2 separate regions of the Homo sapiens genome follow, and region 1 is linked to region 2. Evidence: read pairs that join two places in POLR2A ChIA-PET (ENCODE). Cell type or tissue: Caco-2. All regions are shown on one strand. Region 1 overlaps TBC1D14 (TBC1 domain family member 14). Region 2 has its middle 17 kb from the start of BLOC1S4.

Region 1 (4,000 bases), 190 kb after region 2:
CTGGCGACTCTGACTGTGGCCAACACATTACCACTGCCTTAGTTGCTTCATCAACTAAAGGGGATCATCTCGGACCAGCCTAAGGCCAGTCCTGAGTGAGATGATCTGTGGTGTGGTCTGTGGTTTTGTCGGGAAACTTTCTTCTCGAATGTGCTGACAGATAGGTATCTTGGTACCATGAGCACAGTTCCTGGTCTCAGAATGCAGTAACTCAGCGATTGCCCTCAGTGGGAGGAACCTGGGAACTTTGGGGGAGATCTTGTCACTATCCCTTCTGAGGCTGTAGCCATATCGCGGTGTTGCTGTGGTTAGATTTGTGTGGCGGAACTTCCCCGTGCTCAGACGAGTGTGTTCAACTGTCCCTGCTTATGAACAACACCTGGTACCCGTTCCACGCGGACCTCAGGATCCATCCAGACATACAGAATCAGAAGCTCAGCGAGAAGGGCCTGAGGATGGGTTTTCAGAAATGTGGGAAACCTTGCTTGAAATGGGTTTGGCCGGGAAACAGCATGGTGGAAGGAGTGTGGCTTTGGAATTCAACCGACCTGTGCCATGTCCAGCTCTGTGCCCTTGAACAAGTTCCTTCACCTCCCAGTCAGTTTTCTCACCCCTAGAACCGTGCGCGGAGGAGCGTGGCCCGTGTGCCCATTATGCTGTTGACGAACGCCACACGCTCACCTTTGTCCTCGCACGTTCTGTCTCCGCTGCCTCACCTGAGAAGTGGGGATAATGAGCCCTTCCTTCCGTGGCAGTGGGGATTAAAATGGGTTAGCATGTGAGAAATTTAATGCAGATCCAGACACGTAGTAAACTTTTAAGTATGAGTTGCTTGTGGCGATCATGGCCACGTTGCTCTTTCTGCCGCCGTTGTGATTCAGCTGACTGAGCTGTGTATATTGGATTCTCTTCCCCTTTGAAAGGAAGCATCGTTGGTTATGCAATTTCTAGATCATTTCTAAAGCTACCGTTTCTTGGAAGTCATACTCAGCTTTGTGCTGCAGGAAACAAGTGTCTCTTCTTTTATTCCTTGGTTCCTTATCCTCGTTGTGATGGCTGTGACATTGTTATTGTGAGCCTCTCTGAACTACCTTTGGGAAGATAATGGAATATAATGAAAAATGACTTAAAACAAGTGATGACATGGGCAGAGTCTAGGGTTCTTTTGTCCTAGAGTCTTAAAAATGTTAGAGAAGAGTTTCCATGTAGAGTTCCTTTGAGGGGAAAGGGTTTCTGTGCCAGAATCTTTAGAGCTCACTAAACATTTTACAGGTGAGTAAATGGAGTTACAGTGAATGTTCATCAATTCAGCCCAGGGCCTGGCCCACAGCAGGTACCCAGAGGACTGTGGGCATCGTGAGTCTTTGCTGAGGGCAGGGCTGGGGCTAGAGCTGGTCCTCTGGGGTTCCCAGCCCTGGCTTCTGAGCCATCCTGTTTCCCCACTTTGTCCCCTCACTCTCTTGCCTTCTGGTTTCCTTGTCCTCAGTGAATCAGTCTCTGGGTTATGGAAGGACGTGTGAACAGTGTAGTCTAGGAGAACATGCTCGGAGGGAAGGGTGGAGACGGGCAGGGATGACCTTGGCTGCTTGATGAGGTGGGAGCAGGGGAGTGACAGGAGGGCTGGCCAAGCCTGACCACAGCCTCCCAGAAGCGCAGGCCCGGCTTGCATTTGTCCTTCACCCACACTGTAATGAGCACTTCTGTCCCAGACTCCAGCCTGAGCTTTAGAGAGAGTCCCTCCCCTTATGGCGCTCATAGTCTGATGGGGCAGACAGATAAGGCATTTCACGGGCTATGGGGGCGGGCACAAGTGCTGTTACTGTGGGTGGGGAGGGGGTGGCACCGCAGCCGAGAGTGCTGGTTCAGGAGTTCATGCTGGCTGGGTTTCTCGTGAGTCCTCCTATTTAATCGCTGTGGGCCTTGGGCAAGTTACCTCTCTGAGCCTTAAGTAGGGGATAAAACTACTGTATAAGGTTAGAGATCAAATAGAGCATTTAACTTCTTGGCACTCCGGAAGTAGTAGCTTTCTGTGGTTCTAACAGAAACATTATCATTTCTAAAAAATACTTTTTCTAAAGCTTTCTCTAGTTCTCACTCCCATATTGTGCTTGCTTCAGTCAAGCTCTTGCTGAAGTCAAGAGCAGGGTCTCTCCCACTGGCCGATGTTTTGGGGTAGATGCGTCTTTGTTGTGGGCGGCTGTCCTGTGCATTGGAGGATGCCTTACAGCTTCCCTGGCTCCGACCCACGGGATGCCAGCAGCACTCCCCAAGTTGTGAGAGCCAAAAATGTCTCCAGACATTGCCAGATACCCCAGGGAGGGGCTGACAGAATCACCCAGCCTTTGAGAATAAGTGTTGGGATTTGCTTCTTTGAAGGAAATTTACTAATGTAATTTGAGGACGATTTTCATTTGTGTAGAAGAGTGGGACCATGTTAAGGGATCATATGAGCCCAGTGTAGATTAACAGTATTTATTTAGAAACCCAGACAGCAAGTGTAAGAGAAAGTCAGTAACATGCTTGTGGTGGGTTTATTTTCCACAGAAGATAGGGTTGGGCTTTGTGAAGCCAGGGGTTTAATCTCCTAATCCACATTGGTCTGGAAGTTGAGAATTAGATTTGACCAAGTACATCGTCTCTTGTGTAGCCCCTTTACGGATCTCTCAGATAATCTGAGTGCCCTTTGCTAAGGAGAAGTGTTTGAACTGCATTGAAGGATCAGGAGCTTGCCCAGTGAAGGTGTGGGGCAGAGGGAACAGCTTGTGGCAGGCTGGGAGGTGGGGGCACCTGGCTGTGTTTAAAGAACTGGAATGATGGATTTTTCCGGACCACTTCCCGACCTGGCTGGGAGCTCCTTGGGGGCAGAGCCTGTGTCTGGTTCACCCTGGCACCAAGTGTAATTCACAGGCAGAGAAGAATATTGGTGGTTGAGAGCAGGGGCTGCTCTGACCCAAGTTTGAACCTCAGTTCTGCCATTTTTGTACTGTGTGATCTTGAGGAGGTCACTTAGCCCCTGCGATCGCCAGTGTGTACTTGAGTGACATGGGGTAATGGCACCTCTTGTAAACAGTTAATATGAGGGGGCCGGGTGCGGTGGCTCATGCCTGTAATCCCAGCACTTTGGGAGGCTGAGGTGGGCAGATCACCTGAAGTCAGGAGTTTGAGACCAACCTGGCCAACATGGTGAAACCTCATTTCTACTAAAAATACAAAAATTAGCTGGGTTTCTGTATCCTGCACTGAAAGCTGACTAATTCAAGTAAGTACCGTGAGTTTTCATTTACATGTGAGGAAACTGAGGCAAGGGGTGGTTAAGTGGTTTGTCCAAGGATACAGGGAAATAGGAACAAGTTCATGCTTCTGAGGGTTGTTGGGATTAAATGGGGAGGAAATGTACATACATGGGACGCACTGGGCACATCGCAGCATGTTAATGTCTAGTCTATGTTTTTATGTTGCCTGACTGTAATTTACTCCTGCTTTGGCCATCTTAGAATTAGCTCTAGTGACCTGAGATGGAACATTGTAACTATGCCTTTTCTGTGCAAACAGTTTGTTAATATTGCTGGTGACTTTGCCCTGGCATTATGGATATACAGATGGCACCTGCTATGGACCTGCATTGCTGCTGGTGTGTATGAGCTTGTATGTTGCTGTGATCCTGAGAGGGAGTGCTGGGTGGTGGTCTCTTGATGTCACTGTTTGCTGGTGTGTGGTCCTCGGTAAGGCAGGTGCTCAGTCTCTCTGGGGCTTAGTGTCCTTGTTTGCAGAATGAGCTGAGGGGTACGTACTTTACATTAGAGTTGCGGCGATGAAAGGACCATTCTAATCAAGGTGTTGGGCTGCAGTTGTCAGGGAGTAAGGAAGCAAGAAGATTCGAAGGTGGGCAGACTAGTGCTGGAGGCCACTGGGTCAGTCCCTCTACTGTGTGATGAGGATCTGGAGAGAGATGTGAACAAAGCAGCAAAGCCCGTTGACAGCTCAGAAAGAAGTAACAGGG
Region 2 (4,000 bases):
TAATTATAGCCTCCCCACTGCGCTTACTGGTAGCATTTTGTACAAGATGTTAGGGTTGCCTAGAGGAGGAAGGGGACCCTTTGGGAGAGACAAGGGGCTCTCACCCTCTGGTTCCACAATGACAGCACGGTATTCGCCAGTTCAGGGTCCCTGCCCCTGGAGCTCATGCCTGTAGCCGCCCCGTCCCACAGACAGAAGCACACACAGGCGCCTCTCCTCATGTGCAGCTGGCTCTGAGATTCATGGAACAAGAAGAGCCAACTCCTAGGAGGAGGCCAGTTCAAATTCTGCCTTTTTCCGGCTGTGTACTCTTGGAGAAGTTACACACCTCTCTGAAAAATTGTTGAAAGTAAACTTACTGCACAGGACACTTTCTGTGCTCAGTTATGTCTGCCGAGTTCAGCTGGCGTGCAGGCACTGCCACAGGCCCCGAGAAAAGAACGGGGTGCAGAGCAGGGGCTGCTTTCAGGGACCCGCCGTGCTAGTGAAGGTGGAACGGTAAAGAGGGTCCCGGGTTTAAGGGCGCGGGCAGTGATGGGAGCACAGACCCAGTGAGGCAGGGGAGGGTGAGGGAGGCCTTCTGCAGAGGGGGTACCCTGCAGACAGAGTCAGGGAGAGATCAAGAGACGGGGATGGCCAGGAGGGCACAGGGCTCACTGGCCAGGCAACATCGCCATTATTTCTGTTATTATGACTTCTCCTGCTGAGGCACAGAGAGGGTAAGACACCTGCCCAGGGACACCCTGTTAGAAGGTGGCAGGGCCAGGACTCAGCCGCAGGCCTGTCTGGGGGCCCCCATGCACACGGTGCACTGGTCTTCAATGGGTGCACAGGTGGGATCTCTTTTCTTTTCTTTTCTTTCCTTTCCTTTTCTTTCTTTTTTTTTAGATGGAGTCTCACTCTGTCACCCAGGCTGGAGTGCAATGGTACGATCTTGGCTCACTGCAACTTCCATCTCCTGGGTCCAAGCGATTCTCACCTCAGCCTCCAGAATAGCTGGGATTACAGGCGCATGCCACCACGCCCTACGAATTTTTGTATTTTTAGCAGAGACAGGGTTTCACCATGTTGACCAGGCTGGTCTTGAACTCCTGACCTCAAGTGATCCACCTGCCTTGGCCTCCCAAAGTGCTGGGAATACAGGCATCAGCCACCGCGCCCATGGGTAGGATCATGGGTAGGATCTCTGATCCTCCCGGTTCATGGATCTCCAGATATTACGCTCCAAATCCACCTTCTGCTTTCTTGACATCAAACCTAAGAAACAAGGGCCCACGACACTTTCTGCTTAAGCCTAAAGTGCTGGTAACCAGAAGGGACCCCGAGGGGACCCCCAGGTCTCTCTGCATCCTGAGGGGCTGCCGCTGTGGTTTCTCCCCAGTGCTGGGGACGGGGGGCCCTGTCTGACCTAGTGGCTTCTCATGAAGGTGCCCTTCCAGAGAGCCAAGCACCGAATTGGGCCAGCCCAGGTGGTCACTCGGCTCTGCTGAGGCCTGCTTGGATCTCAGGGTGACTGGCCCCGTCAGGGTGACTCAGCTGTTCTTGCAGCTGGGCGTGGGCTGATGGCTGGGAGCTCTCCAGGCAGCCCGCAGTGGCCAGGCCGCAGGAAGGCAGGCGGGAGCAGCCCGGGAGGACTCACCAAGTTCTTATTTTGCTTTTAAAGCCTCCAGCTCCTGGCCCAGGGAGCCAGGTACAGTCAACCTGTTGGAAAAGTGCCTCCTTCTCAGGGAAGCCTCGGGCATGGGAAAAAGCTAGGATGCTCAGAACCAAACAGGAACTGAAAGTCAGCCCAGCCAAGTCCTTCATTTCACAGCTGAGGAAACTGAGGCCCAGAGAGGCTGACCTGCTTGGGGTCACGCACACGTAGGGTGGTGCAGGCCTGTGATCTTTGCACTGGGCCCCCAGACCTCTCTGGAGAGACGTCACACTCCTCAGAACCAGCAAGCTGCTGGGTGATGCCACAGGACTCCCTGAAAAACCGGCCCGTTGAAGACCAGCACAGGGTGGGCAGGAGGGTCCCCAGACGGACCTGAGGCCCAGTCCTGGCCCTGCCAGTTTCTAACAGGGTGGCCCTGGGCAGGTGTCTTACCCTCTCTAGGCCTCAGTCTCCCCTCTGGCCACCTGCTGGGATCTCCAGGGGAGTTCAGTGAGTGGCAGTGTGCGGTCAGCCCGGTGCACACGGGGTTCCCTCTGTGCTCACCAAACCTCAGAGGAGGTGGCCCTGGAGCCTTGAAGAAGAGGACGCCTCCTGCCTGCCGCTGCTGGGGGAAAGCCCACCTGGCCCTCCGACGCACATATACACACGGACAGGACAGCTTGAGAGCACGCGGAGAATTTGCTTCTCCTGAGAGCAGGCTGGAGTTCAGGGGTCAGAGCGGGTGAATTTGGGCTTTCCCTCTGCAAAACTCACGTGTGAAACCCACTCATTTGTGCAACAAATATTTGCCGAGTGCTTGCTGTGTACAAGGTCCTGCCCCAGGGCGGGAGACAGAGCCATGACCAAAGCAAACAGAATCCTGCCCCATCGTCCTTACTTCCAGAGGGCGGGATCATCAACAAGAGTCACAAATGATCAAACGCACATGGGGAGTAAATAGTGATTGCGGAGCAGGGATCGGAGAGGGATCGGTGCCAATGAGAAAAGAGTTGAGCAGAGCAAGGGACTAGGAAGCGACGGGGATGGGAATTTTAGAGGGGACCCAGAAAGGACCAGCCCGAGCAGGTGACCTCTGAACACAGAGAGGAATGAGGTGAGGGCACAAGCCATGACGGTTTCTGCAGGAAGAACTTTCCAGGTGGGGGAACAGCCCCTGCAAAGGCCCTGAGGCAGGAGCCCCGTGTAACAGCAGCTCCAGCGAGCAAAGGACGGAAGGAGGGGATGAGGGGAGGAGGTGGAGGACACCATGTGTGGGTGTGGATTGGGAGAGAGGACCGCCCTTCCTCATCTGTGGTGTCGGCTTGTTCTGTTTCAGGGTGATAGAATTGCTCAGCCTCCACGAGGTAGGAAATCCCAGAAGACAAGGAGGTCCATGAAGCGGGGGATGAGAATCCCACCAGTTTGAAACGTGCCACGTTGGTGACGCTCCTTCCTTGAGGCTTCTTTGTCCCCCTCCCCAACCTCATTTCACACTCTGCTCCTCACACAATAGAGTCTCAGAAGGCCATGGCCACAAAGGGTCAGGGCACCAGCCTTGGGACAAGACCCAAATCATCAACCAGATGTCACAGCTGCTGACCCTGGCCTCACCCAGCCGCCCTCTGCCTTGCCTCCTGCGCCCACCCCAAGCCTTGACAAGAGCTGTTCCCTCCATTAGGAACGTGCTCCCTTCACTGTCCGCCCGCAGAGGTGCACATCTTCCGGGTCTCACACGTGGTGATGACTCAGACAACTCAGCCAACTACTCATTGACTGAATGAATACATTCACAGTTGTGTCTCCAGGGTCCTCAACTGATTCCATACATTAGCTGCGTACCTGCCGTGTACCATCCCTCTTTCTCAGATTTTCAGTCAGCAATCAGGAGACCTGGGTTTCAGCTGCGTGACTTGGAGCAAGTCACGTGTCTTCTCTGGCCCTCAATTACAATCAAATCTTTCAGAGCTGGAAGGGATCGTAGAGTTCTCCAGTCTAAGCCCTTGCCCGATGCATGGGACAGCTCTGCTGCATCCACGTTCTGTCATGACCCAGTCTCTCCTTGTTCACCTCCAGAGACAGGGAGTTCACTACCAAACTCCCAAGAAGGTTCACTCCTGGGTATCTTCCAGAGTCAATGAAGATCCCTCAGACTGGAAAAGGCGTAGGCATTAGCAGACCTGGTTCAGATCATACTTCTAGCTCTATGACCTTGGGCACGTCACTTAACCTTTGTGAGCCCAAGGTTTACTATCCGTAAAACGAGGATCATAATGTTTTCTGTTGGAGTTGTCTCAAGGATCAAGCAAGATGGCCAGGAAGTGCCCGGCACACTGTAGACTCCGGAGACATTTAAGAGATGTCAAA

What was found. ChIA-PET counts read pairs that join two places held together with the same protein. Peaks named below come from ENCODE experiments on the same cell type or tissue, not always from the same donor. Only the 100,000 strongest peaks of a DNase experiment are listed, where the experiment ranks them.
Region 1: POLR2A ChIA-PET joins it to region 2 with 20 read pairs; 2 of 35 experiments call an interaction of 5 or more read pairs at or near these places.

The regions. Positions count from the first base shown.
Region 1 is chr4:6,925,469-6,929,468 of GRCh38, forward strand. All of the region lies in intron 2 of TBC1D14 (TBC1 domain family member 14), which reads left to right. Among named protein-coding and RNA genes, the nearest start is that of TBC1D14, 18 kb to the left of the region's middle. In Caco-2, no CTCF peak of the experiment used is centred here; no DNase peak of the experiment used is centred here.
Region 2 is chr4:6,731,260-6,735,259 of GRCh38, forward strand. No RefSeq gene overlaps it. Among named protein-coding and RNA genes, the nearest start is that of BLOC1S4, 17 kb to the left of the region's middle. RefSeq lists enhancers at 874-2,073, 1,485-2,391, 3,223-3,517. In Caco-2, no CTCF peak of the experiment used is centred here; a DNase peak (open chromatin) is centred at 1,541.